2 separate regions of the Mus musculus genome follow, and region 1 is linked to region 2. A link is a loop called in an ENCODE intact Hi-C map of the cell type or tissue named here. Cell type or tissue: left cerebral cortex. All regions are shown on one strand. Links, peaks and the distances in the headings refer to the core of each region. The heading gives the core; the rest is flanking DNA. Region 1 overlaps 1700028E10Rik (RIKEN cDNA 1700028E10 gene). Region 2 has its middle 13 kb from the start of Gm24242.

What was found. Peaks named below come from ENCODE experiments on the same cell type or tissue, not always from the same donor. Only the 100,000 strongest peaks of a DNase experiment are listed, where the experiment ranks them.
Region 1: a loop joins it to region 2, with 6 times the contacts of the local background. A loop is called at or near these places in 1 of 42 quality-filtered maps.

What each region holds. Positions count from the first base shown.
Region 1 is chr5:151,377,678-151,383,059 of GRCm38, forward strand. It overlaps 1700028E10Rik (RIKEN cDNA 1700028E10 gene), which reads left to right. Exons shown (of 4, transcript NR_045700.1): 2 at 2,712-2,846. It also overlaps a transcript of Stard13 not described here. Among named protein-coding and RNA genes, the nearest start is that of 1700028E10Rik, 12 kb to the left of the region's middle. In left cerebral cortex, for the core only: no CTCF peak of the experiment used is centred there; a DNase peak (open chromatin) is centred at 2,388.
Region 2 is chr5:151,684,128-151,689,509 of GRCm38, forward strand. No RefSeq gene overlaps it. Among named protein-coding and RNA genes, the nearest start is that of Gm24242, 13 kb to the right of the region's middle. In left cerebral cortex, for the core only: CTCF peaks have their summits at 2,677 (motif pointing left) and 2,907 (motif pointing left); DNase peaks (open chromatin) are centred at 2,673 and 2,903.

The DNA of each region.
Region 1 (5,382 bases), core at 282-5,281, 310 kb before region 2:
TTTCATACAGTTGAGAGTAATATAGACTTGATAAAGAATGCAGCATGAAAGACTCAAATTACATATAATGTATTATGGCTTATGGTAAAAATGCCTAATGCAATCAGATGGAATTTTGTGAGGTTGGCTCTTCTGGAAGGCATTTGTAAAAGCACTCTTAGTGATTTTTAATACCTTAATGCTTTAATTTAATAGTTGGTTTAAAGACCCCAGCCATCTGATAGCAGCTAGATAAACTGGTGCTTAAGATACTTCCTAAGATTTACTGGTCAATAAACACAGCATCCGACATTTCCTTTAGAATGTCACATGGGAAAAAAGGATCCCTGATGCTTGCTTTTACCATGAAAACTTTACCATAGTCCTAATTGGTGTGCAATAATTATTTCTATATCTTGGCCATGGAAAAATGATTATTGATTAAATAATTTGCATAAGAAGTCGGGCATGGTGGCACACGCCTTTAATCCCAGCACTCGGGAGGCAGAGGCAGGCGGATTTCTGAGTTCGAGGCCAGCCTGGGCTACAAAGTGAGTTCCAGGACAGCCAGGGCTATACAGAGAAACCCTGTCTCGAAAAGCCAAAAAAAATTAAAAAAAAAAAAATAAATAAATAAAATAAAATAATAATTTGCATAAGATATTAAAATGTCCATAGCACAGTCCAGATTCAGAGTAAACAAAGCCAAATCCAGCTTCCTTATAGTTTGTCACAGTAGTAATCCCCACAAATGTAGCAGCTGCTGCCCTAAAAATGAAAACTTGTCGTTAAACCAGAACCTGTTTTAAAGGATTTTTTTTTCCTTAGTTACAAATATTGTGGTATAAAATACCAATGCATTTTTGTACTGTCACACTTTTAAAAACGTGAGACTTGAGAACTGTTTAACACTTCTGGAAATTTTTATCTGAATTTAAAAAAAATTAAGGAATTTACCGTATCTCATAGTTCTACTAAATAATGACAATTATTGCTACTAAATGAGCTCTGGAATAGAAAGCCTAGAATGGATGCATACTTGTACAGCCAGCTGACCTCTGCTAAAAGAATGAGGAGAATTGACTGGAGAAGGAAAGCCTTCCTAACAGGCATCAGAAACTCAAGACAGAGTAGAGTGATGGCTGCCAGGGGCACAGACTACAAACAGTGATGTAGTTTCAGTTGGGGAACATGAAAGTTTCTAGAGATGATGGTGGCAATGGAGCCACAACACTGTGAGTATGCTTAGTGCTGCTGTACAATTATAAATGGATAAACAGAATAGTTTACATTTCAGTCCAATGAATAATAAAATAAAATTATAAAAATATAGCTGGAAATGTCCTGGCAGATTTATATATTAAAATAAAACTCCATGTTTTATGGATGCAGAAGCAGGCAACATAAGGCACTAATAAGTCTCTGTGCTAAGAAAAGAACTACTTGGTAATACTGAGCAATCCAAACTTAGGGTTTTCTATTACTGCAGAATCACTTCTCCTGATGAGCTACTCTGATTCATGGCTTTCTCTAAAAGCCCCAGGATGCCCCTGAGCCCCATGCATCTACACAGCCATACAGCCCTTTTCTGGAAGTACTTGACATTCTTGACAAAAAGACCTTGGAAAAGGTGGGGATGGTGAATCTTCCAACAAAAACATTACTATGTTTCCAATTCTCAGCGCTGAGTTGCGGCCAGCTGATGAACATTCCTAGGTGACATAGTTTGACAGCTGGAATAGAGTGTCTTGATCCAACATGCCAGCTCAGTGAAAAGACCAGATGTTACATGGTCAAGGGACCACTGGTTTCATCTTTTCTACAGTGTTAATTCCTAACCAAACCAGGTGTTCAAAACTATGAGCTTGTTTTGATGTGGGAAGCCAGAGTTGGCTCAAGATCATGCTATGTGACTCCTAGCACCTGCACTAACCTCATGGGACTGCCCCCACATCCCAGCCCCCATTCTTCCTTAAGTAAATCCTGTCTGACAGGATAGTCATGTGCAGCATCAGCAGCGTTCTGCAAGTCCCTCAGCTTGGCCAGTTTCCTCAGAGCCTCATTACCACATCTACTCTGTGAAACCTTCCACATCTTAGAGGTCAGGCACCCCATATTTCTTTACTACTACCTACAGTCCTAACATCATCCAGAAAGATGGAAAAGATTAGCTTCATTTTGAAGGCTAAGAAGCAAATACTCAAACTGGCAACGGGTTACTCCTTTTTGTCCTTAGGTTGTGTTTGTTCCCAGATCCTGATCATAGTTGGTTCTTAAATGTCCATTGGAGGATTTCAGCATTCAGACATCCCCTGTCTCCACTGATACTCTGTGGACTTTGAAATGCACAGAATACAGCTGAGAACCTTAAAATGCAGGTTGTGATTTGCTATGCTTAAAATAGAGCGCGAGGTTCTGCATTTCTAACAGTCTCCCAGATGCTGCCAAGCAGCAGATCCTCAGACAACACTGTAGGAAGCCAGTTCTAAAGCTCTGCTTCTCCTATGGTGTCCTCAAGCAGTGCAGAGCCAGGAAGAAGCACTTGAAAACTCTCCTCAGTTGCTTCAAGCATAAAATGGACACCAGATTTTGACACCTTAGCCTGAAGTAAAAGAATATAAAATAGAATTTTTATATTGATTGCATACTGAAATAATTGTTTGAATGAATGGGCTTGAAAAAAAAAAAAAAACCCATCCTAATTAGAAGTTGTTTTACATTTCCCACACCAGGCTCTGTCTCCCTTTCTCTGCATTCTGCTTGTGGATCAGATGTGAGCTCTCATCTACTGCTCTGGTGTCACACCTGCCTGCCTGCCTGCCACCATGCTGCCTGCCATGATGATCATGGACTCACCCTCTGAAACTGTAAGCAAGCCCACAGTTAACTGCTCCCTTTTATAAGTTGCTTTGGTCATGGTGTCTTGTCCTAGCAATAGAAAAGTAACCAAGACAAATATGTTCAATAATTATATGAGTTAGTTTAAAAAAATACACTTTGAAAAATAAACGTTGGAGCATCTACAACATTGTTTTAGTTTGCTTTTCTGTTGTTATGATAAGCACCCCAACCAGAAGCAACTTGTGAGGAAAATTTTCATTTAGCTTGTACTTCCACATCATAATCCATTATTGAGGGAAGTAAGTCAGGGAAGGAACCATAGAGGGATGAATGATGCTTTCTGCCTGTTCTCTGTGACTTGCTCAGCTGCCTTACTCAGTGCAGGACCACACGTCCAGGGAATGGCGCCATCAGTCAATAGTCAAGACAATTGCCCACAGACATGAGTACAGACCAGACTGATCTGGGCAATCCCTCAGTTGAGACTACCTCTTTTCAGGTGACTCTTGGCTGTGTCAAGATGAGAATAAAAACTATTCAGACTCAGAAGGAAGAGGAGGAGGGAGAGGGAGTAGTTTTATGTATTTACATTCCCCTTGTCAAGGGACTACAGAAAATTTAAGTCGGCATGGGTGGTTCATGTTGTATTTTGCTTGGACTGTGCTTTTCTAGCAGATCTTCCCGAGTCTTATCTACCTGTCTGTCATTCAAGATGCATCACCTGCATTGTTAAATGTCTCATATAGAGCACTTGTCTGTGTAGAGAGCACCTGAAAACCCCAAATTTCCCATTCCTTGTTGTGTTTCTCTTCTTGTAAGTGAGTCCTTAGAAGAATGTCTTTTACCTAATTGATTCTGAGTGATGATCATTATATGATTTTTGAGTCCTAAACATGTGCTCTATTCTCACAAACCTCAAAGTTCTTAGCATAATGTATTTAAAACACCATGCTCTGGATTAAGGTCTAGGTCAAGTCCTACCAATTGCCGTGTGTCTCTCAGGGTGGGTCTCAAGTGTCTGAACCACTGTCCTCTCTGCTAAAGCAATTCCCAATAACTAATACAAATCCAATCAAAACACAATCAGGAAGTCAAACCACTGTAAACAAGACATCACCCAACGCATTTCTAAAGGAGATTGGGGGTTGTGCACACCAGGCTTTCCTCTGTTGAGGTAATAAAAAGTTGATTGATAGAGAATTGCTAATAAATAAAGATGACACCTCTCTTTCAGTACCTGTGGGGACGGACTTGTGGAGCTTGAGGCAGTAAGGACACTGTTTGCCATGCAGGGCCAGGAAGATTATTTTCAATCTGAATTCAGGGGCCACTGCCCCTGCTTCTGGGAACATCTTTCCTCACTTGTGTTTTTACTCATTCACCATCTCATTTCTTCTCTGTCCTCTTCCGGGCCTCATAGGCTCAAACCCTCAATAAGTAAATTTTCTGAGTACCTTTATTGTTCATATGCCAGTGACCTTGGGGTTCACATTGAAAAATAGCTACTGGTGGGTTGGAGAGATGACTCAGCATCTAAGAGCACTGGTAGCTCTTGCAGAGGACCTGATTTCAGTTCCCAGTACTCACATGGTGGCTCACAACCATATCTAACAACAGTTATAGGGGATCTGATGCCCTTTTCTGGCCTCCACAGCCACTGCATGCACACAGTACACAGACAAATGCAAAAAAAAAAAAAAAAAAAAAGTAAAGCAGTATTGTTACATTAACAATATTAGCAAGTGTGGGTCATAAAACCATGCCAGGAAGTTTGGTAAAGTAGAGCAAGTTGAGACCCAGAGACACAGTGGGCACACACCTGAGGCTTAGGTGACTCCCAGCTCCCTGCCAGACTCTTGACTTGGAATACATGTTGTGCTTCTTATGTAAAAGGAAAGTGTCCTGGGTCATGCAGGCCCAAGACAGAGTTCTCCATGCTAATGAGGTGCCTAGAGGCCAGGAGGGTTTAGCCAATAAGCTTCCCTTCCCAGACATTCCTCCTGCAAAAGTTATTTGATCTCAAACCCACCCTGAGAAATGGGGTATGATTTTATGCATCCATTTTCTGCCATGACAATAAACTGTTTAGAACCATGGACTGTCTTTTTACCAAGATTTGCTGTGGGGATTAATGATGAAAGCCTTTGCCTACAGAGTTGCAGTCTAATCTCCTGTAGAAGGCCTCTCTGTGCTCCTAGCCACAGCCGCCCCCAAGCCTGCATCTTCCAAGCTAAGGACAATCTCTCTTCTGGACAAGCCAGAACTCCCCTCTTCTCCCCCTCCAACCCCTGCCCCAGGCTAGATCCTGCCTTCTAGCCCACAGGCCAGACTCCATTCTCTGCTCTTCTGCAACTCCTAGTGGCACCCAGATGTTCAAGAGTCAGAGAACACCATGGCCCTAGCCTTGTCACAGGCCCTGGGACTCCCCCAACCCCCAACCAGTCCCAGGGTACCCATGTTTCACACTGCACTTTTCCACCCCCAGAGTGGTGCCTCAGCAGTGGTGTGGGATAAGTGCAGTCAAACTCCCAGTGTTCTGCCTCCCCAAGCTGCTGTGCCAAG
Region 2 (5,382 bases), core at 223-5,222:
AAGTGGCCATGGTGGTCGAGATGGAGGTTATGCTTGGGCTCAGCAACATGGGCTTCCACTCACCAAAGCTGACCTGGCTACAGCTGCTGCTGATTGCCAGATTTGCCAACAGCAGAAACCAACACTGAGCCCCAGATATGGCACCATTCCTCGGGGTGACCAGCCAGCAACCTGGTGGCAGGTTGACTACATTGGACCACTTCCTTCGTGGAAAGGACAGCGTTTTGTTCTTACTGGAGTAGATACTTATTCTGGTTATGGATTTGCCTTTCCTGCACGTAATGCCTCTGCTAAAACCACCATTCACGGACTGACAGAATGCCTTATCTATCGTCATGGTATTCCACACAGTATTGCTTCTGACCAAGGAACTCATTTCACAGCCAGAGAAGTACGACAGTGGGCTCACGATCATGGAATTCACTGGTCTTACCACATTCCCCATCATCCTGAAGCAGCTGGGCTGATAGAAAGATGGAATGGCCTTTTGAAGACGCAGTTACAGCGCCAATTAGGTGGTAACAGCTTGGAAGGCTGGGGCAGAGTTCTTCAGAAGGCAGTATATGCTTTGAATCAGCGCTCGATATATGGTACAGTTTCACCCATAGCCAGGATTCATGGGTCCAGGAATCAAGGGGTGGAAAACGGAATAGTTCCACTTACTATCACTCCTAGTGACCCTCTAGGAAAATTTTTGCTTCCTGTCCCCATAACTCTAGGTTCTGCTGGCTTAGAAGTTTTGGCTCCAGAGAGGGGAGTGCTCCTACCAGGAGCTACAACAAACATTTCATTGAACTGGAAGCTCAGACTTCCCCCTGGTCATTTTGGGCTTCTAATGCCCTTAAACCAACAGGCTAAAAAAGGAATAACAGTGTTAGGAGGGGTGATAGATCCAGATTACCATGGGGAAATTGGATTACCTCTTCACAATGGTGGTAAGCAAGATTATGTCTGGAGTGCAGGAGATCCCTTAGGGCGTCTCTTAGTACTACCATGTCCTGTGATTAAAGTCAATGGGAAACTACAACAGCCTAATCCAAGCAGGATGACAAAGGACGCAGACCCATCAGGAATGAAGGTATGGGTCAATCCTCCAGGAAAAGAGCCAAGACCTGCTGAGGTGCTGGCTGAAGGTGAAGGAAATACAGAATGGGTAGTAGAGGAAGGTAGTTATAAATACCAATTAAGGCCACGTAACCAGTTGCAGAAACGAGGATTATAAAGTAATATGAATGCCCATTGTAAATTTACTAATACGTTTGCGATTGTACGAGGGATAGTTATATCATGTTAGGCGTATTTACAACCTTGTTATTGTTTCATGTGAACATGAGATATTATTTGTGTCAAGTTGACAAGGGGTGGATTGTAGTGGCTATTCCTGGTTGTCAACTTGACAATATTTGGAATGAACTACAATCCGGAATTGGAAGGCTCACCAGTGACCCTTATCTGGAGGCTTGGAGATCCTTATCTGGATCTTGGTTTGAAGATCTTGAGCCATAGTGGCTATGGATTCCAGAAGATTGAATCTCCGAGTTAAGGAACACACCTTTAATCTGGGCTATGCCTTTCATCTGGGATTAAAGGTGTGGTGGAACACACCTTTAATCTGGGCTACACCTTTTGCTGGAGACAATATAAGGACATTGGAAGAAGGGAGTCTAGCTCTTGCTCTTGCTCCTTCGCCTGCTTGCTGCGTGAGACTGAGTAACTGCTAGATCCTTGGACTTCCATTCACAGCTGCGACTGAACCATTGTTGGGAATTGGGCTGCCGACTGTAAGTCATCAATAAATTCCTTTACTATTTAGAAATTATCCATAAGTTCTGTGACTCTAGAGAACCCTGACTAATACACATACACTAGGAAGATTTTGCTGAAAGGACCCAGATATGGCTGTCTCCTGTGAAACTATGCTGGAGCCTGGCAAACACAGAAGTGGATGCTCACAGTCAGCTATTGGATGGATCACAGGGCCCCCAATGGAGGAGCTAGAGAAAGTACCCAAGGAGCTGAAGGGATCTGCAATCCTACAGGTGGAACAACAATATGAACTAACCAATACCCCCCCTCCCCTGGAACTCGTGTCTCTAGCTGCATATGAATCTATATATATGGAGGTAAGAGCGTTAGGTTTCAGAAAAAGACCAACTTGCTGTGGTCTGACAGGAGTCTTGGCATTAATAGCCTTGTGTGACCGTGAACAAGTTATACAAGTTTTTGTGGCCTCATTTTTCCCTTCTTCAAAATGAGGACTATACTGTAACTTAACTATAGAGCAAAACAGGAGTGAGAGGATGGCCCACGTGGTAAATGTATACCTGGGTTCGTAGTTTATGTAGTAATTTACGTATTTTAAACCTCTGTTCTTGCCTAACTCATCATGTTGATACGAGCATAGAAAGATAAAATTCCACGTTGCTTTGCACATAAGAAGCCCTTGATAAATATTTCGTACTCTTTGGTTTCTCTGAGTCACAGCCCTGGCAGTCCTGGAATCCAGCTGGCCTCGAACTCACAGATCTCCGCCTGTCTCTACCTCCCAAGCGGCAGAATTAAAGGAGTGTTCCAGCAAGTTCCTCTCACTGCCTTCTTATTTTTTTACCTTTACTTTCATAGAGCTGCACTTCAAGCACGTGGGAATGTCTGTCAGAAACACTGCCATCTAGTGGTTCATTCGACCTCCTCAGTTTCCTGTTTCAGTCCGTGGCGCCTGAAGGAAAAAAATGTATAAAGCCAACAGGTTTTCCTCCAAACCTTTGCTCCCCACACCCCCCACAACCCCCACCCCCACCCACCCACCCACCCCCGCCTCAAAAAAAGAAAGTGGTATGCCCTATCTTGGAGTTTTCAGTGCTGTGCCCCTTGGAGGAGGAACTTTGAAATGGTGGGTCACTGCTGCCCTCTACTGCCCACCGCAGGCTCAGGAACTGCTTGCAAAGGCCAAGGAGCTGCTCCAGAAACATCAGCTGTGTTTTGTGCAGGGCTTAGTGTGTTTGTATTCGTGTGTAGGCACACATGTGCACACTTAGGGCTGATAATCCATTTACTTTTCTCTTGACTGTGTTGACTTTCAACCATAGGCAATGTTTCCTTAAGCAAAATCAACCTACGTAGTAAAAGATTAACAGAACAGCGACATGAAAGAAAATAGTTAAAGCCGTTCTCGCATTGAGATGGCAGCTGGATCCGGTGTGTCACAGGCAGCTGGGAGGAAAGATTGCCTTAGCTTTCAGCAGTGTGTTGGGTGCTTCTGAGAGAAGCTTCTTGCTTCTATGAAATTTATTTGTTCCTGGACCAGAACAGAAATGGCCACAAACAAATGGAAGAGGTTGGATGTTAATGAAAGAGAAGACAGAATTATATATATGTTACATATATTATATATAAATATATATGTTTATATATATATATACATATATATACCATCATATATTTGACTGCTACCTGTCATGGTCCCATACTCTTGCTTCTTTTTTCAGGTAAGAACATTTGGGTAAAGAATTTCTTAGACTGAGTCTGGAGAGATGGCTCCACAGTAAGAGGACTAAAGTTCCTTTCCTAACATCCACATTTGGGTGGCTTACTACCTGTAACTTTAGTTACAGGGGATCTTATGCCACCTTCTAACCTCTATGGGTATCTTCTAGCCTTTACGGGTAACACACACACACACACACACACACACACGAATAAAAAAATGATAAAATCAAAAACAAAGGCTGGAGAGATGTCTCCATGATCAAGAGTACTGGCTGCTCTTCTGCATGACCTGGGTTTGATTCCCCGAGTATCTGCATGTTAGCTCAGAATCATCTATAACTCCATTCCCAGGGGATCTGAAACCCTGCTCTGGCCTCTGCTTGCAACATTCTTGCATGTAATGCAGAGGCATACATGCAGTCAAAACACCTCTAACCATCAAATATAATGTAAGCAAATAACAAACAAAAAATTAATAATTTCTCAGGCCATAAGTATTGAGGAAATTTCCTAATTTCACCATGAAGTCTTCAGAGTCCTTTACCTAAAATAACCAAGTCACACACATAGAATTCCGTAGTTGCGATAAGGAAGAAGGCAAAGGGCTGGCGAGATATCTCAGTGGGTAAAGGTACTTGCTCCCAACACTGATGACCTTAGTTCAATTCCCAACATGATAAAAGGAAAGATTAACTCCTGTTTGCAAGTTGTCCTCTGGATTCACACACACACACACACACACACACACACACACACAAAACACTATTTTGATAGATGAATTAAAATATTAAAATGTAAAAAGGAGTTGAGCTCATACTTGCATGGACCTCTGTTCTACTTCATTCTTAACCTTTCAGTAAGGGCCCTGGATCTGCACACAGTATCATCTTCACTTCTTCATAAGGCCGCAGTAGGACTTGATGAAGGCAGACCAGGGCTATCTAACAGAACCCAATCCTTGTTCTCCTATTGTGTTAAACCACATTTACTACATTGATGATTTGATTAATTTCTCCTTTCCCTTTGTAGTGATATTTTTTCTAACAATACTTCTTTTTCTTCTTTTTTTATGTCAGATTTATATTGATAAATTCTCACCCCACAAAACACACCCACACAATTAACTCAGAGCCAACTGATATTGATATAAATTAACCACCTAGATAAGACAAATTGTCCTGTAATTATCCATCTCTTCTAAGATATTTATAGCTACCTGTGGCTATTTATTTACTTATTTATCTATTTATTTTTACTAGATATTTTCTTTATTTACATTTCAAATGCTATCCACTTTCCTAGTTTCCTCTTCAAAATCCCCTATCCCCTCCCCCTTCACCCTACTCCCCAACCCACCCACTCATGCTTCCTGGCCTGTACCCCCAGAGCTCCCTGGGACTAAATCACCAATCAAAGAAAACACATGGTAGGACTCGTGTCTCTAGCTGCATATGCAGCAGAGGATGGCCTAGTCAGCTATCAATGGGAGGAGAGGCCCTTGGTCTTGTGGAGATATTAACAATACTTCTTGCCTTTGAACTCAATTTTTCCCAGACTTAGCTACCCAGTTGGATGCCTTGAAAATAATTAGGACTATGTGTTTAACCTGCTGTCCTACTGTGTGCTCACCTGTTTACATTTAAACCCCCTTTAAGAGAACACAGGAAACAAGCTTCAATGGCTTGGATTTCCCATGTAATAAGTTCTTACAACCTGAGCTAAGTGCACAGCATTAAACTGATATATTTAATCTATATAGTATTCTTCCATGCCCCTGACACAGAATAATGTATGTGTGTGCTGTGAACACTGCCAACAAGTCAAAAACAACTTTAAATAACAAATAACCCATAAATGTTGAAAGTGACATATGAATATAGATTACTAATGTCTGTG